7 separate regions of the Homo sapiens genome follow, and all the other regions are linked to region 4. A link is a loop called in an ENCODE intact Hi-C map of the cell type or tissue named here. Cell type or tissue: CD4-positive, alpha-beta T cell. All regions are shown on one strand. Region 1 has its middle 7.5 kb from the start of PRR29. Region 2 holds the start of SNHG25 (small nucleolar RNA host gene 25). Region 3 has its middle 12 kb from the start of SCN4A. Region 4 holds the start of GH1 (growth hormone 1). Region 5 has its middle 3.7 kb from the start of ERN1. Region 6 has its middle 19 kb from the start of TEX2. Region 7 has its middle 8.3 kb from the start of ICAM2.

Region 1 (4,000 bases), 72 kb after region 4:
CACTCCTCCCCCCACAGCCCTGCCTCTGAGCCATGCAAACAGGCCAAGCAAAGTCACTGTTTCGGCTCCTTGCTCTCCTCTCCTGAAGAAACTGCAGCCCCGTTCTGTGTCCCTTGGGTCACCCATGCCCCTCCGGAGCCGAGCCTTAGCCCTTGGGCTGTTTGTGACCAGAACAAGGAACCTTGCTGAGGGCAAGGACAGCTCGCCAGGCCGGGGCAGAGGGAACCGATGACGGGACAGAGAGAGGCAAGTCTGGGGCTGGAGAGAGGGTCCAGGCACCAGAAGATTCGGCAGAGGCTGCGGGACAGAGCAGGGTCGGGCCGCAGAGTGGGCAGGCGGTCAGCAGTACCCAGAACAAAGTGGTGACTTCCTTGGAGCCAGGCTGGGGTTGGGGCCAGAGAGTCCTGCCCCTCGGGGTGGCCTGCCCCTCGGGGTACCCGGCCTGGGGCGGGTGTGGGGGTGCAGTACTCACTATTGGACGGGAGCAGAGCGGTTGCTGACAAGCCCAGAGCGCCGTGCCCACCTCAGGCTGGGGCTGGAACTCTGGGGGACTTGGCTGGGGGGCCGGGCCGGCGAGGACAGCTGCTGCCGCTGATGTCACAGGGTCATGAGTGAAACCTGAGGACTGGGCCAATCTTCAGGTGGGAGCCTCAGCCACAGTTCCCTCGCCGGGTGTACTCTGGGCTCAGCCTGCGACCACTTGGGCTCCAGCCTCACTGCTCCAGGAGTGACAGACTCCCGGGCACACGCACCCATTCACAAGGGCACACAAACACTCACTCACTGGGACACATGTATTAGCCCACATAGGTGGTTCTTCTCCCAACCTCGACAGTTTACACAGGCTCATCTCATACTCGAATCTCCACACTTATTCCCAGAAGCACTCCTGAGGTACGCGCTGGCTTACACTCACACAGTCGCTGGCTCACTCTCACAGTCACTCGAGTGCACACTCACGGACGCACCCACACAAAAGCTGTGCTCCCACAGGCTCAGTCATGTGCAAATCACCCTTCATACGTTCACGCAGATGCTTCCTCTGCTGTTACACCCGTTCACACACATGCCGCCAGCTCACACGCACAAACACACTCACACCCGCGCAGCAGGCTTGTGCACATACACATGGCTTCTAGTTGTGCCCACAGTCACATTGTGCCCTGAGCAACACAAATGCCATATTGCACAGACACAAGACTCTTACTGAGTGCCTGCCTGTGTGTACACACACCACAGCACAAGCACACACACTCACACCCACAACTACAGCCACAGCCACACCCACTCCTACAGCCACACACACCCACACCCACTCCACACACACACACACGCGCACACACAGCCATGCCCCTGTGTTTATGGATTTCATGCATGTGACATGCTCCCATTCATGTGGAGAAGTACCACTAGCATGGTCACTAGATGTGCGCCAAGCGTATGCCCATCTATACACCCACAGCCGTACCCTCACATCGCACACCAGACACACACAAGTGCATGCACACCCCCGCCCCCAGCTGTTTAGCTGGACCACACAGACATATCCAGGTCCCTTCTCCACCCCCACGCCCACCCCCCTGGCTGGACATCCGTCCCGGGCTGAGGGAGGGCTGTGCTGGGGGCCAGGTTGATGGACCCCACCTCCTCCCTCCACTCTGGGGCTCTGGTGACCCCTGGTGGAGCCGCTATGAAGTGCCCCCTGGCTGCCAGCTGGAGAAACCCCTGGGGAGTTCTGTCGCCCAACCGTTGTTCTCCCAAATCCGTCAGCCTTGGCAGTCCCGTGCCACCATCTTTCCTGGCAGCCCAGAGCTCCGGCAGCTGCCCTGGGCCCCGAGTGAGCTGAGCCCAGGTCAGAGCAGCCTTCGACAGAAGCATAGGGAGGCCTGGGGAGGCGCTGCCCACCCCCCGTCCCCACAGCAGCTCCGCCCAGACCCTGTGGACACAGCCTCAGTCCTTGCCGAGCCCCTCCTGGGGGCCAGGCCTGCCCGTGGTTCAAGAAGTTCCTGCCAGGCCCGATGCCCATCTCTGCCCAGCCCTCCTCTGTCTGTGGCCTGTGGTCCCCACGGAGTTGCCTCACACCCCCAGAGCTGTTTTCTAAACCTAGGTGTGACGCTGGTGTTCTCTATGCAGAGAATCCTGACTTGTGATGGTTCCATTTAGGATCTTTCTTTCTTTTTCTTTCTTTCTTTCTTTCTTTCTTTCTTTCTTTCTTTCTTTCTTTCTTTCTTTCTTTCTTCTTTCTTTCTTTCTTTCTTTTTCTTTCTTTCTTTCTTTCCTTCTTCCTTCCTTCCTTCCTTCCTTCCTTCCTTCCTTCCTTCCTTTCTTTCTTTCTTTCTCCTTCCTTCCTTCCTTTCTTTTTCTTTCTTTCTTCTTTTTTTTTATGGAGTTTCACTCTTTTTGCCCAGGCTGGAGTGCCTTGGTGCCATCTTGGCTCACTGCAACCTCTGCCTCCCAGGTTCAAGTGATTCTCCTGCCTCAGCCTCCCAAGTAGCTGGGATTACAGGTGCCCACCACCACACCCAGCTAATTTTGTATTTTTAGTAGAGATGGAGTTTCACCATGTTGGCCAGGCTGGTCTCAAACTTCTGACCTCAGGTGATCCGCCCACCTCGGCCTCCCAAAATGCTGGGATTACAGGCGTGAGCCACAGTGCCTGGACCATTTAGGATTTTTTCAACTTCATGATGGGTTTATTGGGACAGAGCCCATGGTAAGTGGAGGGGCACATGCACATGGTTCTTCCTCTGGTTCTGCTCACTGAAGAGACACGCCCAAACATGCTCGCACCCGCAGAGCGGGCTTGTGCACACACACACGGCTTCTATATGCGCCCAGAGGCACACTTGTGCCCCCAGCAACACAAACGCCATATTGCACAGACACAAGACTCTTACCAAGTGCCCATGTGTGTACACACACCACAGCACAAGCCCAGATACCGACAACTACAGCCACACACATACCCACTCCTACCCACTGGAGTTTCATCGCTGATGTAATCCAAGTGCCTGCCCAGCCCCACCTCTTCTTTGCAAGGGTCTGCTTCTTCTAGCGTTCGGAGGAAAAGAAAATGTTTTTTCCCATTTCCTTCTCATGCTGTCTTCCTGAAGCTGCTCCTCGGGGGCCCTCTCATTACCCTGAGCCCTGCTGTGGCTTCAGTTCACTTTGCTGCTGGTCACCATCTGGGACTGCTGGTCACCACCCCGATAATCACTGGGCCGCTGCTCCCTGTCTGTGGGCATGGGAGAAGAGGGGGTAGGAGCTGCTGTCATTCCCATTTATGGCTCTACTCCTTGGTTTCTGCCTCTCCACTGCCCAAAGCTCTACAGGGCAAGACCTTTTTTAAAGAGCAATTGGACTAATTGAAGGGGATTACCACATACGAGCGGGCAGGGCTGCTACATTCAGTTGCATGGGTTGCATACTACACAATTCTGGGCACCAAGCACATTTGAAGTCAGTGTAGATTAGTATAACTTAAGATGATAATGTTCTGAAAGATGGCAGCAAAACGCCTAGGGGAAGGGGCTAATTTTTCTAATTTGCACAAAGTGCCTTTGGACTAGGGATGGGAATGATTGGACAAAAAAAGCTGTATGTTAAATATGGCTTTTTCTCCACAACCTAAGGGGAACGAATGCTTCCCTCTCTTGACTCCTTCCTTTGGGAAGTGGCTTCCTCTCCTACTCCATCCAAGTATGTGATTCTGTGGAGTTGCTGCTTAAAGGATGACCCCCTCCCCTAACACACGGAAGGGCATGTTACCCACCTCTGGCCAATCCTTTGGGCCATAGTGGTTCATCCAAAACCTGGGGACAAGACTCAAGCTGAACCAATCCTAGTCCTTCCCTGGGAGTTATGTGTACTGAGATTAGAGGAAAGACAATCTCTTTCGTCTTGGGAGTTTCTAAATGTGTCTGAAGGAGCCATGGTGTCTCCTTCACACATGTGTGGAGGAAGCTTGTCTGTAGGAGGAGGAAACAGGAACATCAAACAG
Region 2 (4,000 bases), 230 kb after region 4:
TGGCTCATGCCTGTAATCCCAGCACTTTGGGAGGCTGAGGCGGGTGGATCACTTGAGGTCAGGAGTTCAAGACCAGCCTGGCCAACATGGTGAAACCCCGTCTCTACTAAAAATACAAAAATTAGCCGGGCATGGTGGTCCGTGCCTGTAGTCCCAGCACTAGGGAGGCTGAGGCAGCAGAGTCGCTTGAACCCGGGTGGCAGAGGTTGCAGTGAGCCAAGATAGTGCCACTGTACTCCAGCCTGGGCGACAGAGCCAGACTCTGTCTCAAAAAAGAAAAGAAAAGAAAAGAGAAGAGGAGAAGAAAAGAAAAGAGCAGGCCGGGCGCGGCGGCTCACGCCTGTAATCCCAGCACTTTGGGACGCTGAGGCGGGAGGATCATGAGGTCAGGAGTTTGAGACCAGCCTGGCCAATATGGTAAAACCCCATCTCTACTAAAAATACAAAAATTAGCCAGGCATGGTTGTGCATGCCTGTAATTCCAGCTACTGGGGAGGCTGACGCAGGAGAATTGCTTGAAGTCGGGAGGCGGAGGTTGCAGTAAGCCAAGATTGTGCCACCGCACTCCAGCCTGGGCAACAGAGTGAGACTGTCTCAAAAAACAAAACGAAACAAGTAATGGAGCAAAGCTTCTGTTGCTCCACATCCTCACTGGCATTTGGTATTTGAGGCATAATCTTAACACATCACAATCAAAGCCAACAGCCAACTTCCAAGCAAGTACATAATACACAAAGCAGAGCTGTGGACAATGTAATTACAACACAACTAAGGTTGAATTAATAAATAAATATTTTATACCATGTTTGTACTTGATAGTGAAAACATCTTCGTTTCAACAATCTGTGGAACACTTATAAAAACTGATATTTTAGGTCACAAAGAAAACTTTCATACATTGCCCAATGCGGAAACTGTACCATAATGTAATAAATGTTGAGATAACGAAAGTTAAAACAGCAACAAAAATAAATAGAGACTACTAAACACTTGTCAAAGTCATTATTGCTTTGGATTAAAGAGGTTTTTTTTTTTTTTTTTGAGATGGAGTCTCGCTCTGTTGCTCAGGTTAGAGTGTAATGGCGCGATCTCAGCTCATTGCAACCTCCGCCTCCCGGGTTCAAGCGATTCTCCTGCCTCAACCTCCTGAGTAGCTGGGATTACAGGGGCCTGCCACCACGCCCGGCTAATTTTTGTATTTTTAGTAGAGACAGGGTTTCGCCATGTTGGCCAGGCTGTTCTTGAACTCCTGACCTGATCCATCCGCCTCCGTCTCCCAGAGTGCTGGGATTACAGGCGTGAGCCACCGCGCCCGGCCAAAGAGGAATTTTTTGAATTTAAAGTCTATATAGAAAATAAGGAAAATAAGAGCCCATTCAACTACAAACCCATAGGGTGAAATGATTTCACTGTCACATACACACACACACACAAAACAATAAATTTTCCGTATTAAGAGGAAAAAAAGGAAAAGAATTCCCAAGGAAAACAGGGAGGCAATAAAGATAACCGGCGACTGTGACTGCTGGTGTACTGTGTCCTCCCCCAGTTAAGCAAACTATCATTCATCCACCTGTATGTCCGGGGAACAGGCTCAATCAACTCTGCGAAGCTTTCCCAAAGTCAGGCTTTCTGTCCTTTGGGCTTCTACAGTAGGCTGTTCATAGCGCTATGTTAGTATTTATTAAAGTTTTGCAATCCCAGGAAGTTTTTCACATCACTCTGCCCTTTAAATACCTTTGTTTACCACTTAGAATGTGCCAGGCAATTGGCATTAATTCACCGAATCCTTACAATTTTTTTTTTTCGCGGTGTGTGTGTGTTGGGGGGGGGCGGCGGGGGGGTATTCCTAATTTCCAGAAACTGAATCTCAGAAAGGTTAACTGAGCAAGGTCACAGAGCGAACGCATCACAAAGTCAGGATGTGGTGCAGATCGGTCCATTTTCAATACAAGCTCTTTCTACCACGACAGGTTATTTTGCACTTGGGGACAGTTTTTAACTTTCCATTCTCAACTCCTATCCTAGCTCCTGGCACAGAACATGTCATCCAAGTTAGGCATCATCGTCGCCTGCTCTTGGTGAAGTTTTCTTTTGCGTACTGCGGAGAGATGCGCTCATTACCAGCTGGCGGTGGAGTCGCTGAAACGCAAATGGATTTGAGACTGAGCGACTCCCATCTCTATGGTTGGTATGTGACCCATCTATCCTCTGGAGGACTCAGCAAGGACTACCAGTCACCAGACAACTTTACGCGCACGTGGTCGCAAGGTGAACTTGCTATTGGTTAATGGCAGTAAAGCCCGCCCATCAGCGCTGGTCTGCTCCTTTAAAAGAACGCCATCGACGCTCCCCTGTCTTTCAGCGCCTGCAGGTTCCGGGAGGTCAGGTTGTATTCCTGGCGGGTCGTCTGGCTGGGTGGGCCCCGGAGGTCGTGGCTCGGGAGCAGGGAGGCGTAGGGGGGCCGGCCTGCTGTGATGACATTCCAATTAAAGCACGTGTTAGACTGCTGACGCGGGTGATGCGAACTGGAGTCTGAGCCTGCCCGAGCGGAGCTGGGAGGGGGCTGGCGGGCGGGCGCGCGCACACCCGCTGATCTATCACTCTCGTTCTTGTAGCTCCCAGCCGAGGACGTCGGATGTCATCGTCCTTGCTGCTTTGCCACCCCATTCCCGTCAATAAAGTGGTTTGAACCCAACCCTGGTGTCGGTGTGTGTCGTTGGCGACGCGCTGTCTTTGAGCCCCCGCCGAGCTTCCTCGTGGCGCCGGGGGTCAATCTGCAGCGCTAGAGCATGTGCTTGCGCATAACTGGGGCCGCCTGGCCTCCCGCGGGCGGCCTTTTTAACCGCGAGCGACAAGAAGTAACCTGACTGTCCGGCTGCTAGGCTGGGCAATTTTCCAGCTGTTTTGCCACGACAGGCCTCAATCCGTAATACCAAGGCTGGAATGGCGTGTTAGGGGGGCGGTGGCTGACGGGGATACGCGGACTCTTGATGCGTAAGGAGTGCCCCTCTGCTCCCATACGTTCCCCAGCCCAGCCTTCCCTGAGTGTATCGCGCGCGCTGTGCCTTCGCCGTGAGTTCGACATAAGTCCCAGGCTGTCGCGTCTGCCATCAGACGCGCAGATTTAGTTGAAGGCAGCGTGGAATGGCGTCTGCAGGGCTGTTGTGTACTTGACATAAACAGATTCGGTGTGGAACTGCATTGAGTTAACTCCTGACTAAAGGGTAATCGACCTGTTTACAAATAACCATGCAGGAGTACTGACAAGCATGGGACTAAAGCTTTGGGCAGGTTAATCTGTCACTCCTAAACAGTTCAAAATTATAGGGCGGTTGTGAAGGTGAATTAGATTTTATATATGGTTGGGGACAACATAGACACCTAGTTACACAGTCCAGATTCAGTGATTGGTAAAAGATCTTCCACAAGGGCTCCAGTGAAAGGTGCATCAGTTCTGAGTACAGGGCAGCAATGGTGGGCAAGGATGCACGTATGCGTTCACTACATGGACATTCGATGAATGAAGGTGTCCCGAATTAACATTATACTAGACAATGAAGGGTGTAAACTGCAGCCCAGGAGCACCACTGCCCTACCCCCTCAGTTACGAACTTTCACTGGATTCTTTAAATGTGGGCTGAAGATAATGGCACATAGTTTGAAGGATGTAGTGAGGATGGCTTTGTAGCCTTAGGACTGGGCAGTGATCAACGCAGTAAATGAAAGCTGCGATTGCCAGGTGAGGGCCCCGGTGCTCTGTACTCATTTTATTGTGCCCCTATCTGAACAGGATTCCGTAGAAATGACTTAGATGCTTATCTAGTATTTGACATTGAGATATTTATTTTGTGAAACAATGCAAGCGATTTTAAATCCCCACATACTATTTGATTAAGTGCAACATGGTACAGTCATGTGTAATCTCTTTACACGATAGTGCATCTAGTCCTTAGCCTTTAGTTATTGCACAACAATTATAAAGACCAGTGACCAGGAC
Region 3 (4,000 bases), 66 kb after region 4:
TCAGGCACCAGCCACCTCCCCTCTTGCCAACCAAGCATGCTCTTCATCTCTAGCAAAGCTGCTAGCCACCCACAAGGATCTAGCTGTTTTCTCTATGGATTGGGAGCAAAATGATCCAGTGCCATCTGTGGCCAGTGGAGACCCCACCCCCACCCCCAAGCTTCACCTGCAGTGGGGGCTCAGAATTGGAACTTCCTGGGAGTCTGAAACAGACCAGACTTCTTTTTCCTGGCCAAAGACAGCACCGGGCATCCGGGTGGCCCACTTCCCAAATTCCTGTGTTCCTGCTATGGCCCAGCTCCAGGAGTGAAAAATCCATCCCTATGTCCCCCGGGTTGTAAGTCTCAAGTCACAACATTTTCTCAGCTGGGGCAGGCTGTGGGTGGGGACGGGAAGGGGGTAGCTGTATTGTTTCTCTGCCAGCGCTTGGGGCCTGGAAAGGAGGAAGAGTGGCCTGTGCCTTGGCAGGCAGGGGCCTAGAGGAAGTCACCCCAGGTGGCCCTCCCCTCCTGGCCTGACACTCTGCAGAGGAAATCTGCTCTGAGAGACTTTGGAGGGAGGCCTGGAGCCAGGAGCCTCGGATGGAAACCTCCAGACACTCAGAGGCCCAGAGAGTTCCGGAAACCAATTGGGGTGATGTGGGGGTGGGCTCCTGCGTGAGGGGTGGGCTAAAGCTGATTGCATTTTCCATGGGGGCTCACTGGGTCAGAACAAGCCTCCCTGTTTTAAGCTCCTGATTCAACTGGCCTAATAACTTGTTCTACCCAAGGGATAAGAGTAACAGTGGTGGCCATGTTTATTTTGCACCTACTGTATGGTTGGTTTCCTATTCAGGATGCATGGGCAGGCCCTCCTTTCACTATCAGCCCCATTCCCTGACAATTTCCAAAGGCTCTCCAAGAACACTGGTTAGTTTTTTTGTTTTTGTTTGTTTGTTTCTTTCGAGACAATGTCTTACTTTGTCACCCAGGCTGGAGTGCAGTGGCACGAACGATCTCGGCTCATTGCAACCTCTGCCTCCCGGGTTCAAGCGATTCTCTCAGTCTCAGCCTCCCAAGTAGCTGGGATTACAGGTGCCCACAACCATGCGTGGCTAATTTTTGTTGGCCAGGCTGGTCTTGAACTCCTGGACTCAAGTGATCCACCTGCCTCGGCCTCTCAAAGTGCTGAGATTACAGGCATGAGCCACCGCACCCTGCCAACTGGTTAGTTTTTCCCCAACTTTCTTCCTCCTCTCCCAAACCTGACCCTTTTCCTCTACCCAGAGTGCTTCTAGCAGGCTCAGTTCTGATGAAATAAAAGCCCACAAACATGCTGGTTGGGTTTCAGGCACCGTGCCCACTTCCCACTAACTTCTCCCAGCTCATCTGTCGGCCCCAGAAGCCTTTTCTCCCCAGACACAAGGTTCCAGAGTGGGTTTCTCCTCCCAAGTCTGAGCCTTAAGTTAAAAGAATTTGTTGTAAGATGTGGAATTCTGAGCTTCAGTCAGCTTGGGAAAGATTTTCCATAGCGTGGGAGGGGCTGGTTTCTGGCCCCCAAATCTCCGTGCAGTCACCTGTAGTGCTGACGTGCACAGGCCCATGAGGTGGAGGCTTGAGAAATATTTCTAGATGAAAAGTTATCATGGACATGTTCATTTGGAGCTTATCACGTGCCAGGCACTGTCCCAGGGACTTCGCTTTCATCATCCTAGCTAACCAGCGGTGGAGCCAGGTCTTGAACGCAGCTCTCTCTCATGCCAAGCCCCTGCGCCTGCTACTACAGACTCGGCCTCCCTCCAGCCCCTTGGGGAACTCGGCTGGGCATAGTTGCCCTCCCTCAGCACGGGGCCCGCCCAGGTTGAGGTCCCACTCAGTTTGCTCCCTGGACTGGCCTGACTCTCAACCATCTATCCCCTTCGAAGGGCAGACCAGATCCTTGGGCCAAGCCCCTGAGAGGTGTGGGCTGGGGTCGGCATCTGGTAGGCCCTGGCAGGGTCGTGCTCAGGCCTCCTGGGGTTTTGTGCTGGGAGCTGTGTGTGGGAGGGGTCAGTGGGGGGAAGAGAACCACAGGTCAATTTGCACCAATTCACCCTCATATATCCCCTGACCCCCATATGGCCTACTTAGATGCATGCACATGCCCTCGCCAGTGTACACACACACACACGCGCGCACACACACACACACACACACACACACACTCATTGCCTCTATGAGTCATTTCCCAGCTGCTCAAAAGGGTGGGGAGGCTAATTTGTTCCACTCAGGCCCAGGGCTTCCTGCCCTCTGTTGGCTTGGATCTTTCTTTTACAATCTTTTCTAGAGATATGGTCTCACTATATTGCCCAGGATGGGCTCAAACTCCTGAGGTCAGTTGATCCTCCTGCCTCAGCCTCTCAAGTAGCTGGGACTGCAGGTGTGTACCACCATGCCTGGCATCAGATCTTTTTAAGGAGCCCCTGAGCATGATGGCCCCCCAAACTGGTGTGTGTACATCCTCTACACACACATCTAAGCCCACCTCCCCTGCCCTTAGACACATCGCCCCTGAACATAGAGCCACCTCCCTTCCCCTCCTTGCTCCTCAAAGCAGTGGGTCCACGGAGAGGCCACCAAGAGGCCTGCTCACACCTGTTCCTGGGCCTGGAGAACTCCAGGCAACCTGGCTCCCCATTCCCTCCATCTGTCCCCAGCCATCCAGGGAGGGTGGCCTTCGAGTCCTCCCGACTTGAGACAGGGGAGCTGGGGGCACAGTCACCAGCACTAGAGAAGAGGCTTTTCAGTAACAGCCTGAAACCTGGAGGAAGGAAAGGCTGACACCCAGCTCCCCTGCTCCCACGACCACGAGCACGCCCCCTTCAGGAGATGCGCCCTGCCGCTCGCTCTGGGAAAGTCCTCCACTGCAGAAAGTACTCCAGGGGTGTTTCCTCCCCAGCTACTCTTTGGAGAGCCTTCTCCAAAGCTAGACTGATCACGAACTTGCCAACCTCAAAAAAAGCTAAGTGTTGACAGCAGAGCTTACTGAAAGGTGGGCTGGAAGGACCTTGCTCTGCCGCTCTGGCGTCATGGCCATCATGGCCACATCTGCAAACCACAGGCCCTCATGGAAGGGGCTCTGCAGTCCACTTTATAGAAGGACCCTCACCCAGCTGGACATGGTGGCTCAAGCCTGTAATCCCAGCACTTTGGGAGGCTGAGGCAGGTGGATCACTGAAGGTCAGGAGTTAGAGACCAGCCTGGTCAACATGGTGAAACCTCATCTCTACTAAAAATACAAAAAAAAAAAAAAAAAAAATTAGCTGGGTGTGGTGGCGGACATCTGTAATCCCAGCTACTTGGGAGGCTGAGACAGGACAGTCACTTGAGCCTGCGAGGTGGAGGTTGCAGCGAGCCGAGGTTGCACCACTGCACTCCAGCCTGGGTGACAGAGTGAGACTCTATCTGAAAAAAAAAAAAAAAAAAAAAAAAAAAAAAAAGGTCCCTCACCCAAGGGAGACCAGATAGGGAAAAAAAGCCCATCCCTGACCCCCAGCTCCGAAGGGTGCCCAGAACTGAACAAAGCCATCCTTCTTGTAACTCTTTCTCTCTTCTTTTCCCTGGGATGAGACATTTTATGTCAGGGTCACAGACTGGCAATAGCCACAATAATACTGTTGAACACGTATGTAGAGCTGGTTACATGCCAAGCACTGTTCCAGGCACCTCACATGTCCACGAGCACATCAAATTCTCACCCTGATCCTGTTATCACCCCGATTTGACAGATGAGGACACTGAGGGACAGGGGAGATAAGTAACTCACCAGATGGTATTTACATAGTAAACTGGGATTGGAAGCCTGGCCCTCAGGGTTTGAAAGAAACTTGGGCTCTTAATCAGGAGGTGGACCATGACCTTCAAGCACCTATGGGGTAGGTGGGGGTGCCTGGTTTCACAATCCAGTTCAAAAACAGGATGGGGGCCAGCAACTATTGGAGTTTCACTCTTTCCTTTTACGCGAGGGCTCTTGGCAGAGGGCC
Region 4 (4,000 bases):
AGGTTGTCTTCCCAACTTGCCCCTTGCTCCATACCACCCCCCTCCACCCCATAATATTATAGAAGGACACCTAGTCAGACAAAATGATGCAACTTAATTTTATTAGGACAAGGCTGGTGGGCACTGGAGTGGCAACTTCCAGGGCCAGGAGAGGCACTGGGGAGGGGTCACAGGGATGCCACCCGGGCAGCTAGAAGCCACAGCTGCCCTCCACAGAGCGGCACTGCACGATGCGCAGGAATGTCTCGACCTTGTCCATGTCCTTCCTGAAGCAGTAGAGCAGCCCGTAGTTCTTGAGTAGTGCGTCATCGTTGTGTGAGTTTGTGTCGAACTTGCTGTAGGTCTGCTTGAAGATCTGCCCAGTCCGGGGGCTGCCATCTTCCAGCCTCTGCAAAGTGAAGGAAGAGAAGGAGAGGCCAAGCGCTTGGGTACTGTTCCCTCCCTTTCTCATTCATTCATTTTCCTCCCTCCCCTTCAGGGTGTAGAGAAAGGCCTGGAGGATTCACGAGGGGAAATGAAGAATAAGGTGAGTTCTCTTGGGTCAGGGCCTGACTGCTAAAAAGAGGGCAGCAGTGTTTCTCTAACACAGCTCTCAAAGTCAGTGGGGCTCCAGGATTGGGGACCCCTGGCGCCACCCTCACCCCCATCAGCGTTTGGATGCCTTCCTCTAGGTCCTTTAGGAGGTCATAGACGTTGCTGTCAGAGGCGCCGTACACCAGGCTGTTGGCGAAGACACTCCTGAGGAACTGCACGGGCTCCAGCCACGACTGGATGAGCAGCAGGGAGATGCGGAGCAGCTCTAGGTTCTGCAGGGGAAGGACGGGCATTGGCTGTGCTGCCCGGGGGCTCTGACTACAGGTCTCCCCCATCCCCGCCTGGGGAGAAGGCATCCACTCACGGATTTCTGTTGTGTTTCCTCCCTGTTGGAGGGTGTCGGAATAGACTCTGAGAAACAGAGGGAGGTCTGGGGGTTCTGCAGGAATGAATACTTCTGTTCCTTTGGGATATAGGCTTCTTCCTAGGAGAAGGACCGCCCACCAAGGTCTACGCTGGAGACCAGCTCCCATTGTTACTTTTCTGGGAACCTCACTCAGCGTGTGCTCATCTGCCTGCATTTTCGCTTCGGGAAAAACCCTGAGCTCCTTAGTCTCCTCCTCTTATTTCCCAGCGGGGGAAAGTCACCCCTTCCTGCCACCCCTGATGCGCACCCATTCCCCAAGAGCTTACAAACTCCTGGTAGGTGTCAAAGGCCAGCTGGTGCAGACGATGGGCGCGGAGCATAGCGTTGTCAAAAAGCCTGGATAAGGGAATGGTTGGGAAGGCACTGCCCTCTTGAAGCCAGGGCAGGCAGAGCAGGCCAAAAGCCAGGAGCAGGGACGTCCGGGAGCCTGGGGAGAAACCAGAGGGCAACAGAGGGAGCCGGAGAGCAAGAGGCCAGCACTCTCCCTGCTCCAGGAGCTGTTTGTTTTTCTCTCTCCATCCCTCCAGGGACCAGGAGCTTTCTGAGATTGGCCAAATACTGGGCTTACATGGCGATACTCACATTCAGAAGCCCCAAACCTGAGGGTTAGTGCCCCCGTCCCATCTACAGGTCGCTGCCTCTCCCCTCAGGACACATTGTGCCCAAAGGGATTTTAGGGGCGCTTACCTGTAGCCATTGCAGCTAGGTGAGCTGTCCACAGGACCCTGAGTGGTTCGGGGAGTTGGGCCTTGGGATCCTTGAGCTGGTCTCTTGTGGGCCCTTTTTATACCCTGGCCCCTTCTCTCCCACTGTTGACCCCACCTGTTTCTGTGTACATTTATGCATGGGGCCACTGACGGGCTTGTGCTAATGGATAATTTAGAAGCTCCTCCCACACATGCTGGGATCATGCCCCCTGGCTTGTCATCTTTCCCTTCCCACCGTCACCAGTGTTGTGAGGGTTGTGCACAGAGTGTCAGCCAGAGATACCACCCAACTTGTCCTCTCTTTAAGGGTCACGTGGGTGCCCTCTGGCCGCAGGCCATGGTGGCCAACCTGCACGCGGCGAAGGATGTCAGGATAGCCAGTCCTTGAGACCCCCTACCGACCACATCCCATTCTCTATCCTATCCCTTTCCTCCTCCCCGCATGTTTAACCTCCACCCACCAGACAGAATGTGTGTGTTGGGAAAAGGGGCCAAGCACAGCCAATAGATTGTGGGGGTTGTGAGCACGATTCAGTCCTGAATTCCACTTCTGCTGAGGACTCCTGGGTCAGCCTGAGTCAGCTGGATGCAGTTCCAACACTGACCACTAGAGAGAACCAACCCCACACTTTGCTCTCCCCTTTCCCTGAGCATTGCTGGGGCTCCCCCAGGTCCCTGGGGACGAAGAACCCAGACTCAAGGTATTGCCCCAGCTCCTTGGACTTGCAGCAGAGACACAAACCAAGAAACAGAAATCCCGGGAGCAGACACGGACCACAAGCTCTTCCTCCCATAGCCCTGAAACCATCAGAGAATCTCAAAGTTAGAAGAGCTCTTGAAGATTTGAGTCTCTTCCTCAGCTTTGGAACTCAGAACACATCACGCCGAAAGATGCTCTATCAGGCTGGGCGCGGTGGCTCATGCCTGTAATCCCAGCACTTTGGGAGGCCGAGGCGGGCGGATCACGAGGTCAGTAGATCAAGACCATCTTGGCTAACCAGGTGAAATCCACTCTGTACTAAAAATGCAAAAAAGTTAGCTGGGCGTAGTGGCGGGCGCCTGTATTCCCAGCTACTCGGGAGGCTGAGGCAGGAGAATGGCGTGAATCCGGGAGGCAGAGCTTGCAGTGAGCGGAGATCGTGCTGCTGCACTCCAACCTTGGCAACAGAGCAAGACTCCACCTCAAAAAAAAAAAAAAAAAAAAAAAGAAAAAGAAAAAGAAAGATGCCCTGTCCAGCCATGGAAGCCCCTCCTCTTTTTTCTCCTCCTCCTTTTCAGATCTGTATAGAGCTTTTCCAGTTGCCGAGGGCCTGCCTGTGCATTCTCACATCTGACCTGCCACTTGTCTTGTGAAGGAGGTATTATTTTCTTCCGATTTCACAGATCAAGAGACTGTGGCTCAGAGAGACTGATTGCATGAGCTACCTCAGCCAGGGCAGCAGATCTCCACAACCTTGCTCTTCCTACATTGCGTCATTTAAAGTCCTTTCTCCAGGCCGGACACAGTGGCTCACGCTTGTAATCCCCAAACTTTGGGTGGCTTTGAGGTGGGTGGATCACTTGAGGTCAGGAGTTCAAGGCCAGACTAGCCAACATGGCAAAACTCCATCTCTACTAAAAGTACAAAAATTAGCTGGGCGTGGTGGCATGAGCCTGTAATCCCAACTACTCGGGAGGCTGAGGCGGGAGAATCACTTGAACCCAGGAGGCAGAGGTTGCCGTGAGCCAAGATTGCGCCACTGCACTCCAGCCTGTGCAGCAGAGCAGAACTCCATCTCAAAAAACAAAAAATAATAATATTAAATTTTTTTTTCTCCAGAGCAGGTAGTGTGATGCTACTGAGTTATTTAGTTATTTTAGCTTCTTCCATGTTCCTCCAATCTCAACTGGGGCAGGGAGCCCCCATGACAGGGCCTTTTTGCTAGTGCCGGGGACTTAGATGTGGATTTTCGGCCATGGAAGAAGTCTCCAGCCTCCCTTAGGAATGAGGGTGGCAGGGGCCCTAGTTGGGGACCACTGCATAACTCTGCAGGTGGACACAGGGGTGGCGAGGCTCCCCAGACAGGTTACTGCCATGAACACGTGGGACCAGCCAGGGCAGGGGAGTGTCTCCTCTTACCTCTCCATTTCTGTTGACCCAGAATTATGGTGACTCAGAGGACTCTAGGGACCCCTGGGGAAACACCTTTACAAGGGGTTACTGTGGTAACCATGGACCAGAGGGAAGAACTGAGGCCCACAGGTGTGGGTAGAAGTCGGTGATCGTTTTCTCTAGTCTAGATCTTCCCAGAGCCTTGAGCAATGGAGACCATGTCTATCATTCATTGCTAGT
Region 5 (4,000 bases), 210 kb after region 4:
GCATCTGTTAGACCCTGTATACTTGACTTAAAAGAGAAGCTTGACTGAAAAATGTCACTTTCACATCCCCCCCTCTGGTGCTTTTTCTCAAACAGAGTAAGTCTAGGAGGGGAAAATTTGCTGTACTGGAACTCTGGCAGCCCTTTTACAATTCAAAATGTCACTGTGACCCTGTAACATCAGCAGATGAAACACAAAGGGGAATGCTGACCTCAATTTCACTCATAAATCAGTTTTAAAGATCGTAGAAAGAAAAAAAATCTGTTCCAAGAAGCCTGGACAGTTAGGTATTATTTATCTTACACTCAGTTGGACCAAATCCCCAGGGCTTAATTGCACTGTTACATGTTCTCTGAATTTCTTTCTTTTTTTTTTTTTTTTGAGACAGAGTTTCACTCTTTTGCCCAGGCTAGAGTGCAGTGGCACGATCGTGGCTCACTGCAACCTCTGCCTTTTCGGTTTCAAGCGATTCTCCTGCCTGAGACTCCCGAGTAGCTGGGATTACAGGTGCCTGCCACCACGCCTGGCTAATTTTTGTATTTTTATAGAGACGGGGTTTCACCATGTTGGCCAGGCTGGTCTCGAACTCCTGACCTCGTGATCTGCCCACCTCCGCCTCCTAAAGTGCTGGGATTACAGGCGTGAGCCACTGTGCCCGGCCCCATTCTCTGAATTTCTTATGCATCGTCCACATGCTTCATGCACTTCTTCACTTGATTGGCAATCCAGACAGATAAGCACTGGTTTTATTTATGGTGGCATTGCCCATAATCTTGCTCTACAGTCAAGTACTTCTTTAGGCAGCTTTTTGCTTATGATAAAGTAAAAGCTGATAGCACTGATAAACACAAACAGAAATGGAATATTTTGTAGGGTGCCTTTGAAGTGGACCTGACCATATAAAAGACCTGCAAATGGGCAGTAAATGACCTTTCTGCAAGTCACATTAAATAACATCCACTGAATAAAGCAAAGGTCATGGTCTTAGTGTAAAGATAAGGCCTCTTTTCCACCAGTGTAAGAAACATATATACATCAGATTCAACAAAGAAGTACAGCAGGATCTGACTATGGGGAGGTGGGAGAAAATCTTATTTTCACTTCCCTTTAAACCACTGGTTCCCAAACTTGGAGAGCTAAAAAAACAAAACAAAACAACAACAACAAAAAACAGATTTCCAGGCCAGGCATGGTGGCTCACGCCTGTAATCCCAGCACTTTGGGAGGCCGAAGCAGGAGGATTGCTTGAGATCAAGACCAGCCTAGGGAACATGGTGAGACCCTGTTTCTGTAAAAAAAAAAAAACAAAAAACCAAAAAATTAGTCAGGCATAGTGGTTCACACCTGTAGTTCCAGTGACTTGGGAAGCTGAGGTGGGAGGATGGCTTGAGCCCAGGAGGTCAAGGCTGCAGTGAGCTTTGATCGTGCCATGGCACTCCAGCCTGGACGACAGAGCAAGACCCTGTCTCAAAAAAATAGAAATAAAAAGCTGGGCATGGTGGCTCACACCTGTAATCCCAGCACTTTGGGAGGACGAGGCAGGTGGATCACGAGGTCAGGAGTTCAAGACCAACCAGCCTGAGCAACATGGTGAAACCCTGTCTCTACTAAAAAAACAAAAATTAGCCGGGCGTGGTGGTGTGCGCCTGTAGTCCCAGCTACTTGGGAGGCTGAGGGAGAAAAATCTCTTGAACCCGGGAGGCAGAGGTTGCAGTGAGCCAAGACTGCGCCACTGCACTCCAGTCTGGGCGACAGAGTGAGACTCCATCTCAAAAAACAAACAAAAAAAAAGAAATTAAAAACATATTTCCAATAACTTCTTGTACCCCTTTCCCTGACTGATTCACAATGTCCAGGGGCAGAGCCCAGAGACCTGTGCGTTTTGCAGTTTCCACCGTACACTGAAGGCAGTCAAGATCCAGGGCTCCAGCTCAATCATGATGTCCAGCCTTCATCCCTGCAACCATGAATCCCTTTTAGTTTAGCAAATATCGCCCTCTAGTGTAATAAATTATGACCCAAAAAAGGAGCTTGTGCCTGTCTCATTTGTGTTTAAAACCCTTCAAAATCTCATTTAAAAATGCTTGTGAGGTTGATTTGCAGATAGCTAGTGACAGGATAGATACCTTTGAAGGCGGAGACTTGAAAGAAAAATCTAGTAAAACCAGAAAGAAAGGTCATGGTTGAAAACTCCAGTAACATTTCAAAGGAATAGTATCTTTATCAGAATAAATCAAGTCAGTTTTTTTGTTGTTGTTGTTTTTAGTGATATCGCTGCTGCTGCTTCTTGAACTGAACCTACAGAGTGTGTGGAAGTAGTTATGGGATAAATATTAATACAACCATAAAGGGGCAAGGCGCTGTGACTTACACCTGTAATCCCGCACTTTGGGAGGCTGAGGTGGCGGGTATCTTCAGCCTAAGAGTTTGAAACCAGTCTGGGCAACATAGTGACACTTTGTCCCTACAAAAAAATAAAATAATTAGCCAGGTGCCATGGTGCACACCTGTAGTCCCAGCTACTCTGGAAGCTGAGGTGAGAGGATTGCTTGAGCCTGAGAGGTGGAGGCTGCAGTGAGCTGTCATAGCACCACTGCACTCCAGCCTGGGCAGCAGAGCGAGACCCTGTCTCAAAACAAACAAACAAACAAACACAAAAAACAATGAAGCAAGAGTCTCTGATAGCAAGCTAAATTCTCATCTCCGTCCTCCCGTCACGTTTAAGGGACATTTTAAAAGTTGTTCTCACTGTGAACACTTTGGTTTTTAGGTAAATAGGACTTTGGCTTTTCCTGTTCTAGGATGACTGGATTTGAAAAGATTGTGACACTTGTTTAAGAACTTCCCTTTACCACAGAATCCCACTCACTACACACTTTCTTAGGTTGCAAAAGTGATTATTTCTTTTTTTTCACATTATACCATAAGGAGTAAAAAGTGATTATTTCTTATTATCTTTTTTATTGGCTGTTTGCTGTTTGGAAATGTGCAACTACATGCTTTATGGTATCATCTTGTCTTATCTTTACTCTAAGACCATGACCTTTGCCTGATGTAGTGGATGTTATTTAATTTTAAGAGACAAGGCCTCTGCCCCGCTACCTATCACTCACCACCCCACTCCCAGGTTCTACCCTGTGGGGTAGCTTAGGCTAATCCTGACTGGTTATTTGTTCACTTGTCTCTGGGTGTTGTATTTCACACGCATTTGTGCCAAGTCTATACACCGCCACAGAAAGTATCCGTGTCCCCAGTTTATATACATTAATATTCTCAAAGGGCCAAGGCAGCACCAAGATGGAAACGGCCATCTCTCAAAGTACCTCCACTTCCTCACTGGCCAGGCCGTCCTAATCCCCTGAGGTCTGGCTTAATTCCACAGAACTCTCTGGAAACTTCTCTCAAGCACTTCATAAACATTCTTCCTCTTGTAAAATCCCTTTGGACCTAATTCCTGGGTTTGTTTTTTTCCCCCCAGCCACCGGGCCTCTTTTCAATTCAGGTATATTAAGGGTTCTTTTCTCTTGAACTTTTCCTCCTTGGATATTACCATTTTCTGGCTTTCCTCCTGTGTCTCTGCTTTTTTTCCTCCTTCCAGATTCTGTGTGGTTTATTTGGGGGGCAGGGGGTGGGGGTAGGGACGGGGTTTGAGTCAGGGTCTGCGTCTATTGCCCAGGCTAGAGTGCAGTGGTGTGATCTAGGCTCACTGCAACCTCTGCCTCCCAGGCTGAAACCTCCAGGGGCATACCATCCTCTCTTCTCGGCCTCTGGAGTAGCTGGGACCACAGACAGGCACCATCACACCCAGCTAATTTTTTTATATTTTGTAGATGCCAGGCGAGTGGGTCTCACTTTGTTGCCCAGGCTGGTCTCAAACTCATGAGCTCAAGCAATCAGCCTGCCTAAGCCTCCCAGAGTGCTGGGATTTGGCCTGGTGCGGTGGCTCACGCCTGTAATCCCAGCACTTTGGGAGGCCAGGGAGGGCGGATCAGGAGGTCAG
Region 6 (4,000 bases), 360 kb after region 4:
TCTCAGATAGACACAAAAGCAGAGATGATAGCGGCGGAATCAATGCCTGTGATTCCCGTAACCCAATGAGCAACACATGCCTAATCTTTTTTCATCAGCTCCCTAGTCCTGTCTCAATTGCATTTTCAAACAAATTCCAAATATATTATTTCATTTGTAAGTACTTCATTGTGTATCTTTAAAAATATACGACCGCAACAGCATTAGCATGCCTAGAAAAAGTAACAATAATTCTTAATATCATAAAATAGCCAGCCAGAGTTAAGTTTTCCTGATTTTTTTTCTTCATATTTGGCACTGAATATTTATCAAGAGTCTTCAAAATGTTTAGGCTATCAAGTCCACTTCTATAAATATTTCCTGAATGCAGAATAAACTTTCTACATAGAGATATTTTCTGCAGTGCTATTGATAATGAAATGTGGCCAAATTAAATGGGCACACTAGGTAAATTAAGTCGTGGTCATACTCAATGAAATAGCATTGTGGTTAGAGAAAGGCAGGATGTTAGACAGACTCACTCCTCCATTTATTTACTATTAAGTGACCTGCCTTCTTGAAGCATCATTTTACTCACAGATAAAATATGGGTGATAATAATACCCACCTCATGGGTTAGGCCCTCCCATTGTGAGGGCTACACAAAAATGCACCTAACACAGCAAAGTGTTTGCATGGTTCCAAGTGAACCCTCAATATATGGTCACTGTAAAATGTGCAGTAATAAATGTTCATGAAGAACTTGTAGTAACATAAAAAATTATAAAGTCAAGTTTAAAAATGATAAAACAGGCCAGGCCTGATGGCTCACACCTATAATCCTAGCACTTTGGGAGGCTGAGGCTGGAGGATCGCTTGAGCCCAAGAGTTGGAGACCAGCCTGGGCAACATAGAGAGACCCCTACAAAAAAATAAAAACAGGCTGCGTGGGGTGGCTCACACCTGTAATCCCAGCACTTTGGGAGGCCGAGATAGGTGGATCACTTGAGGTCAGGAGTTCGAGACCAGCTTGGCCAACATGGCGAAACCCTGTCTATACTAAAAATGCAAAAATTAACTGGGCATGGTGGCATGCAGCTGTAGTCCCAGCTACTTGGGAGGCTGAGGTATGAGAATCCCTTGAACCTGAGAGGCAGAGGTTGCAGTGAGCCAAGATCGCATCACTGCATTCCAGCTTGGGTGACAGAGCGAGACCATCTCAAAACAAACAAACAAAAAATTAAAAACAAAAAAATTACCTGGGCATGGTGGCACACACCGGTAGTCCCAGCTGCTTGGGAAGCTGAGATGGGAGGATCACTTGAGCACAGGAGGTCGAGGCTGCAGTGAGCTGTGATCATGCCACTGCACTCCAATAAAACAAATACACATATCCTATAACTACAGCCACATAAAGACAGTGTCTAAAGTTAATATGTCAAAATAACAGATTATCATTGCGTAGTGATTCTCTATCGTCCCCCACCCCTGCCCTTATTCTGCTTCTGTAAAAACAATGCAAACTCAATACAGAAAATTTGGAAAGTGCAGAATGGGGGGAAAAAATCCAAGGTTTGATTAATTAATAAAGGGGCAATGTTGAGATTTTCCTCTTAAGTCCACAAGGCTTACCACGCCCCCGTCCATTGGCTACCAAGCCCGTTAGCGCTACCTCGTGGTCAAACTAAGCAACTACTCTTAGACAAAAAAAAAAAAATTTCAAGGAAGAATTAAACAAGCAATGGTATAGCTCCATAAGTAGCAAAAATGTTACGCTGGGACTTTTATCTTGGGGCTTCTATGGGCCCAGTGGGTATCCCAGGGGCCTCATGGAATTGACCTCAGGTGAACAAAAATATGGCTCAAGTATTTTATATGACTGACTAGTCCGCGATACATTCTCCATGAATCTAGCCCACCCTTAGGGCTATCCTGTGTTCAGCCTGAGCCTTTCCGGAAATTTGTCTCCACTGTGTCCAATGTACAGAGAGGAGCAAGCCCACCCACTAGTGCAGAGAAAAGCTGGCCCCTGCCCGCTGGAAGCCCACCTGAGAGAGGGTGGTCCGAGAGGAACCCATACCTGCGTCCTCCACCCACATCGAATCCCCCCGGGGCCAACTGTTCTGGAAGGCCCCTAAACCAGCTGCGGGGCCACTTGGCTCTGAAGTGTTTGGGGCGCTTTGACATAATTTTGTTGTGTCTGCCCAGAAATCCTGACGCAGGCGGTCGGGGGTGGGGGGCCCTGGGGATCTGTAATTGACAAAGGCTCAGTGGGTTTGGGGACCTGGCACTCCCTAGATGACCTTTCCGGAATTGCCAGTCTCTGTCCTCTTCCGGAGGAATCTGGAAAACTTCCTCCAGAGTGTGGCATTGTTTCAAGAGTGACACATGTCATCGAAGCAGGGCTCTGGAGGCAGATGGCGGATTTCCTCCTGGCTCTGCCCCCAAACCTGCTGAGCCACAGCTTCTTCATCTGTGAAAAGAACATGATAATCTTCATACCCAGCTCTCAAGCTTGTTGTGAAGACTATTTAGTGTAATAATTTAATTACACTTATATTTACATTTAATCATAATTATTTAATATAGGTAAAGCCCCAAGCCCTTATTATTATTTTTGAGACAGAGTCTCACTCTGTTGCCCAGGCTGGAGTGCAGTGGTGTGATCTCTGCTCACAGCAACCTCTGCCTCCTGGTTTCAAGCGATTCTCCTGCCTCAGCCTCCCAGGTAGCTGGGACTACAGGCACACGTGCCACCACACCCAGCTGGTTTTTGTATTTTTAGTAGAGATGGGGTTTCACCATGTTAGCCAGGCTGGTCTCGAACTCCTGACCTCAAGTGATCTGTTCGCCTCGGCATCCCAAAGTGCCGGGATTACAGGCGTGAGCCACCGTGCCCAGCCCCCCTTATTATTATTACATACATATGGGTGCCTTTAAATAATGTTTAAAAGGAACAACCCTACTGTGGTTTGAATGTGTGTGTCTCTTCGAAATGTGTGTTGAAATTTCGTTCCCAATGCATGAGGTGGGGCTTTTAGGAGATGACTAGGTCAGAGGGCCTTGCCCTCATGAATGGGATTAGGGTTCTTATAAAAGGGCTGAAGGGAGCCTATTTGTCCTTTTCATCCCTTTCTCCCTTTCCACCATGTGAGGAGACAGCATTTGTCTCTTCTGGAGGACGCAGCAACAAGGCACCATCTTGAAAGCAGAGATGGAGCCCTCACCAGATACTGGATCTGCCAATCCCTTGATCTTGGACTTTCCAGCCTCCAGAACTGTGAGAAATAAATTTCTACTATTTATAAATCACCCAGACTAAGGTATTTTGTTATAGCAGCAGGAACAGACTAAGACAAACGCTTAAAGGAATCTTGAAGAAGAATCTCCGGGTGTAGTTAAAATATACGGTTTGAACCATTCCCCTAAGTAAATTCAGGTGGAATCCCCATGTCATGGATGATGTGTGTCATTTATAGAAGTGATCTCTCTAGGGAAGGATGAGTAGTGGGTGCCTGAGGGGGATTTAGGGACAGCCAAGGCTGGTTGTAATGACTAGGGCAGTGTCTCAATTTGTATGACCAGTACGTGATGACATAGAATAGGGTTTTCCAAAGTGGGCACCGCTGTGGTACTCAGATGCTTCTAGTAGTCCAGAGACCAAAGCTGGTGTATTAGGCCATTCTTGCATTGCTATAAAGAAATACCTGAGACTGAGTAATTTACAAAAGAGGTTTAATTGGGTCATGGTTTTGCAGGCTGTGCAACCATGGTGCCAGCACCTGCTTGGCTTCTGGGGAGGCCTCAGGGTGCTTTTATTCCTGGCTGAAGATGAAGCGGGAGCAGACATGTCACGTGGCCAGAGCAGGAGCAAGAGAGAGAGTGGTGGTTGTGAGGGGTGCCACATACTTAAACAACCAGATCTCCTGAGAACTCATTTACTATCACGAGGACAGCACCAAGCCATGAGGGATCCGCTCCCATGACCCAGACATCTCCCACCAGGCCTCGCCTCCAACAC
Region 7 (4,000 bases), 110 kb after region 4:
AAAAAATAAATAAAAAACAAATATTTCCCCACTCTGCCACATCGAGAGGCCGGCATGGTTCACCCGTGGGAGGGGAGGAGCAGGTGTGCTAAGCAGTAGCTGTGGTTTTAAAATGTTTTTCTTTTCACCATCATCCTTCTTTATCCCTCAGTTTCTTCCCTCTGCAGCCCCGGAAGAAGGAGGTGGGCCGTTCTCGCATTGCTGTAAAGGAATACCTCAGACTGGGTAATTTATAAAGGAAGAGGATTCATTGGCTCACAGTTCTGCAGGCTGTACAGGAAGCGTAGCAGCATCTGCTTCTTGGAAGGCCTCAGGAAGCTCCCGATCATGGCAGAAGGCAAAGAGGGAGCAGATGCATCACACGGCGAAAGCAGGAGCAACAGGAGCAGGAGGTGCCACACACTTTTTTTTTTTTTTTTTTTTTGAGATGGAGTCTCGCTCTGTCGCCCAGACTGGATGAAGTGGCGCGATCTTGGCTCACTGTAACCTCTGCCGCCTGGGTTCAAGCGATTCTAGTGCCTCATCCTCCCGAGTAGCTGGGAGGCCTCCACAATCACCGATCACTGTGTCCAAGGGAGAAGGTGCTGGAGGAGCGTGTTCTGCTCCTCAAGACTGTGGCTCAGAAGCAACACATGTCTCTTCTACTCCCATTGGCCAGAATTAGTCACATGGCCCCAACCTAACTGCAGTGGTGGCTGAGAGTGTTGTCTTCCTGAGTACCCAGAAAGAGGAAAATGCAAAAAGATTTGGTGAAAATATAGCATTGTCTTTGCCATAACAAACATACTTCCTTTGTTGATTTTTTTAAATCAAAGGCAATAATTGGAGATAAATGTGTTATATCTCCTCTTGGAGAATATTTTGTTGTCATGTTAAAAGCCTCTGAAAAGTCTTGCTGTAAATATGGAACTTTTATTTAATCTGGCATTTCCCAGATTTGGTGATTGAGGCCTTTTAAATAATTTAATAGCTTTGGAATTAATATTTGGAGATATAAACTTTGGGAAATTGCCCTAAATGTGTCAACTGGTGAGTCCAAATCTGTGGGGGGAAAATGATGAGCAAAGAGATGAGTAATGTGTTCTACAAAAGTAGAGGACAGTCAGGTGCAGTGGCTCAGGCCTGTAATCTCAGCACTTTGGGAGGCTGAGGTGGGCAGATCACCTGTTAGGAGTTCAAGACCAGCCTGGCCAACATGGTGAAACCCTGTTTCTACTAAAAATATAAAAATTAGCCGGGGGTTGTGGCGGACACCTGTAATCCCAGCTTCTAGGGAGGCTGAGGCAGGGGAATCACTTGAACCTGGGAGGTGGAGGTTGCAGTGAGCAGAGATCACGCCACTGCACTCCAGCCTGGGCAACAGAGCAAGACTCTGTCTCAAAAAAAAAAAAAAAAAAAAAGTAAGGAATGAATTAGACCTGGGGCTGAGAGAGGGAGAGGATAACACTGGGGAAAATTTTCCTGAGATGGGAAAGGCCTGGGAAACAATGACAGGCTCAGAGCAGAGGGTGATTCAGCCCAGGCCACAAGCTTGAGGGCCCTGGAGCAGATGCAGCTATAAACCAGGAGAGTCGGTGCAGCCAATGTCAAGAGCTGGGAGGCTTGTTTGGTGCCGACTCGTAGCCCTGTGTAGCTAGAGGAATCTTAGGGCTCATTCAAACTGCCTTCTTCATGTTATAGACAAGAAGGGTAGGGGCTTAGAAAAATGTAGTTTTTTATTCTTAAAGTAATTCATATTCATGAAAGACAATCTGAACTAAGCACAAAGAAGATTAAAAAAAAAAACAACCACCATATTCTGGTCAGGTGCGATGGTTCATGCCTGTAATTCCAGCACTTTGGGAGGCTGACACAGGTAGATTGCTTGAGCCCAGAAGTTTGAGACCAGCCTGGTCAACAGAATGAGACCCCATCTCTAAAAAAGAATTTATAAATTAGCTGGGCATAGTGGCACTTGCCTGTAGTCCCAGCTACTCAGAAGGCTAAGGTGGGAGGATCACCTGAACCCAGGAGGTTGAGGCTGTAGTAAGCTGTGATCCCACCACTGCACTCCAGCCTAGGGGGGCAACAGAGCAAGACCTTGTCTCAAAAAATATATAAATATAAATAAAAACATATTCCACCTTGTAAAGGTTAAGTGTTTTATTCTGGAGGAGACAACTGCCACCAGGTGGCACTAAACCTAGCTGGCCTGGGCTGATGGGGAACCCCAGCTGTGCAGGCTCTCCAAGGCCACTCATTAACCTCAAAATAAGGCAGCTCCGCAAATCATATGGTTGTATTTCTGGACCCCACTTACTGGTTATGAAAATATTTTACCATTTATTTGATCGGTCTTTCTAATTGTGCTGTACAAATCTTCCACATCTTAAATTTTTGGGGGTCTATTTGATCAGTGAGAAAAATGGTTAAAATATCCATTGTTGACAATTTTTCCTTGTAGTTCAGTTTTTGCCTTATATATTTTGAAGCTATGTTGTTAGGTGTCTAAGGATTCGTGCCTTATATGTTCTATTCAGTTATTTTTTTTGATAAAAATGAAATATCTTTTTCTGTCCCATTCAATCCTTTTCTTTTTGAATTCTGTCTATAGCCAGCCATAGCACTCTGAACATGCCTGATCTTGTCTGAATTCTATAGAATCTGATTGGTATTGCTAAACCAGCATTTTGTTAATATTTGTTTGCTACATCTTTTTCTATGTATTTATTTAAAAAAAAAAAAAATTTTGAGACAGGGTCTCACTCTGTTGCCCAGGCTGGAGTGCAGTGGCACCATCATGGCTCACAGCAGCCTAGGCCTCCCCAGGCTCACGTAACCTCAACCTCAACCTCCCAAGCAGCTGGGACTACAGGTGCACACCACCACACCAGCTAATTTTTGTATTTTTTTGTAGAGACAAGGTCTCCCTGTGTTGCCCAGGCTGGTCTTGAACTCCTGGGCTCAAGCAAATCCACCCGCCTTGGCCTCCCAAAGTGCTGGGATTACAGGTGTGAACCATCGTGTCCGGCCCATGCTGTCTTAATTATAATATTATAGCATTTGGAAGGATAATGCCCTAATATTATTCTTTTTCAGAGCTCTCCTAGTCATTGGTTACTGTTCTTTATGCAATTCTACAAGAAACCTATTCAGATTTTTATTGAGGTCACATATGACATCTTTACAGTGTTGAACAGTGTTGAGCTTTTCCGTCTCTCTTTCTATGGTTTGTGTGTGTGTGTGTGTGTGTGTGTGTGTTTTCTTTTTTCTTTTTTTTTTTTTTGAGACAGGGTCTCACTCTGTCACCCAGGCTGGAGTGCAGTGGCCCGATCACGGCTTACTGCAGCCTCCACCTCTTGGCTTAAGCAATCCTCCCACCTCGGCCTCCAGAGTAGCTGGGACTACAGGCACACACCACCATGCCCAGCTAATTTTTGTATTTTTTTTTTTTGTAGAGATGGGAGTCTCACCATGTTGCCTAGGCTGATCTTGAACTCCTGGGCTCAAGCAATCCACCCACCTTGGCCTCCCAAAGTGCTGGGATTACAGGTGTGAGCCACTGCGCCCAGGTCCTATGTCTTTATTTTCAGCTTTCCCGTGTGCATTGATTGGGAATTGGTTTCACTTCATGTAGTAGAAACAAACTAATGCAGCTCCGTCAGTAAGATTTTTTTCTCACACAAGAAGTCTGAAGGCTGTGGTCCAGAAGAGGTGAACATCAAAGACGCATCAACCAACTGGGCTTCTTCTACCATTCTACCATTTGCTCCTCTGTATTTTTTTCTTTTCTTTTTTTTTTTTTTTTTTTTTTTTGAGACGGGGTCTTGCTCTGTTGTCAGGCTGGAGTGCAGTGGTGCGATCTCAGCTCATTGCAACCTCTGCCTCCTGGGTTCAAGAGATTCCCCTGCCTCAGCCTCCTGAGTAGCTGGGACTACAGGCATGCACCACCACGCCCGGCTAATTTTTTGTATTTTAGTAGAGATGGGGTTTCACCACGTTGTCCAGGATGGCCTTGATC

Evidence for each region. Hi-C counts contacts between places; a loop is a spot of excess contacts. Peaks named below come from ENCODE experiments on the same cell type or tissue, not always from the same donor. Only the 100,000 strongest peaks of a DNase experiment are listed, where the experiment ranks them.
Region 1: it touches region 4 in a loop (5-fold over the local background); 52 of 110 quality-filtered maps call a loop at or near these places.
Region 2: a loop joins it to region 4, with 4 times the contacts of the local background. A loop is called at or near these places in 90 of 110 quality-filtered maps.
Region 3: it touches region 4 in a loop (4-fold over the local background); 52 of 110 quality-filtered maps call a loop at or near these places.
Region 5: it touches region 4 in a loop (8-fold over the local background); 90 of 110 quality-filtered maps call a loop at or near these places.
Region 6: a loop joins it to region 4, with 18 times the contacts of the local background. A loop is called at or near these places in 46 of 110 quality-filtered maps.
Region 7: a loop joins it to region 4, with 6 times the contacts of the local background. A loop is called at or near these places in 89 of 110 quality-filtered maps.

The regions. Positions count from the first base shown.
Region 1 is chr17:63,988,896-63,992,895 of GRCh38, forward strand. No RefSeq gene overlaps it. Among named protein-coding and RNA genes, the nearest start is that of PRR29, 7.5 kb to the right of the region's middle. In CD4-positive, alpha-beta T cell, a CTCF peak has its summit at 1,680 (motif pointing left); a DNase peak (open chromatin) is centred at 1,706; H3K4me3 peaks cover 518 bases.
Region 2 is chr17:64,143,612-64,147,611 of GRCh38, forward strand. It overlaps TEX2 (testis expressed 2), which reads right to left. Exons shown (of 12, transcript NM_001288732.2): 12 at 3,616-4,000. It overlaps SNHG25 (small nucleolar RNA host gene 25), which reads left to right and starts at 2,359. Exons shown (of 2, transcript NR_132278.1): 1 at 2,359-2,389; 2 at 2,619-2,698. It overlaps SNORD104 (small nucleolar RNA, C/D box 104), which reads left to right and starts at 2,467; the gene lies at 2,467-2,546. SNORA50C (small nucleolar RNA, H/ACA box 50C) reads left to right here and starts at 2,728; the gene lies at 2,728-2,860. RefSeq lists enhancers at 2,046-2,600, 2,578-2,787. In CD4-positive, alpha-beta T cell, no CTCF peak of the experiment used is centred here; DNase peaks (open chromatin) are centred at 2,220 and 3,020; H3K4me3 peaks cover 2,488 bases; H3K27ac peaks cover 2,245 bases.
Region 3 is chr17:63,983,080-63,987,079 of GRCh38, forward strand. No RefSeq gene overlaps it. Among named protein-coding and RNA genes, the nearest start is that of SCN4A, 12 kb to the left of the region's middle. RefSeq lists an enhancer at 3,786-4,000. In CD4-positive, alpha-beta T cell, no CTCF peak of the experiment used is centred here; a DNase peak (open chromatin) is centred at 2,202; H3K27ac peaks cover 866 bases.
Region 4 is chr17:63,917,119-63,921,118 of GRCh38, forward strand. GH1 (growth hormone 1) reads right to left here and starts at 1,721. Exons shown (of 5, transcript NM_000515.5): 1 at 1,649-1,721; 2 at 1,228-1,388; 3 at 899-1,018; 4 at 642-806; 5 at 85-388. The coding sequence starts at 1,658. The coding sequence ends at 191. LOC112268204 (a long non-coding RNA gene) reads left to right here. Exons shown (of 3, transcript XR_002958148.2): 2 at 479-526; 3 at 672-808. RefSeq lists a promoter at 1,715-2,208 and enhancers at 3,733-3,822, 3,843-3,892. In CD4-positive, alpha-beta T cell, CTCF peaks have their summits at 2,266 (motif pointing right) and 2,466; a DNase peak (open chromatin) is centred at 2,293.
Region 5 is chr17:64,131,814-64,135,813 of GRCh38, forward strand. No RefSeq gene overlaps it. Among named protein-coding and RNA genes, the nearest start is that of ERN1, 3.7 kb to the left of the region's middle. RefSeq lists enhancers at 136-195, 1,791-1,840. In CD4-positive, alpha-beta T cell, CTCF peaks have their summits at 1,948 and 2,148; a DNase peak (open chromatin) is centred at 1,968.
Region 6 is chr17:64,280,506-64,284,505 of GRCh38, forward strand. No RefSeq gene overlaps it. Among named protein-coding and RNA genes, the nearest start is that of TEX2, 19 kb to the left of the region's middle. In CD4-positive, alpha-beta T cell, CTCF peaks have their summits at 1,624 (motif pointing left) and 1,823; a DNase peak (open chromatin) is centred at 1,636.
Region 7 is chr17:64,026,894-64,030,893 of GRCh38, forward strand. No RefSeq gene overlaps it. Among named protein-coding and RNA genes, the nearest start is that of ICAM2, 8.3 kb to the left of the region's middle. In CD4-positive, alpha-beta T cell, CTCF peaks have their summits at 2,166 (motif pointing right) and 2,366; DNase peaks (open chromatin) are centred at 658 and 2,188.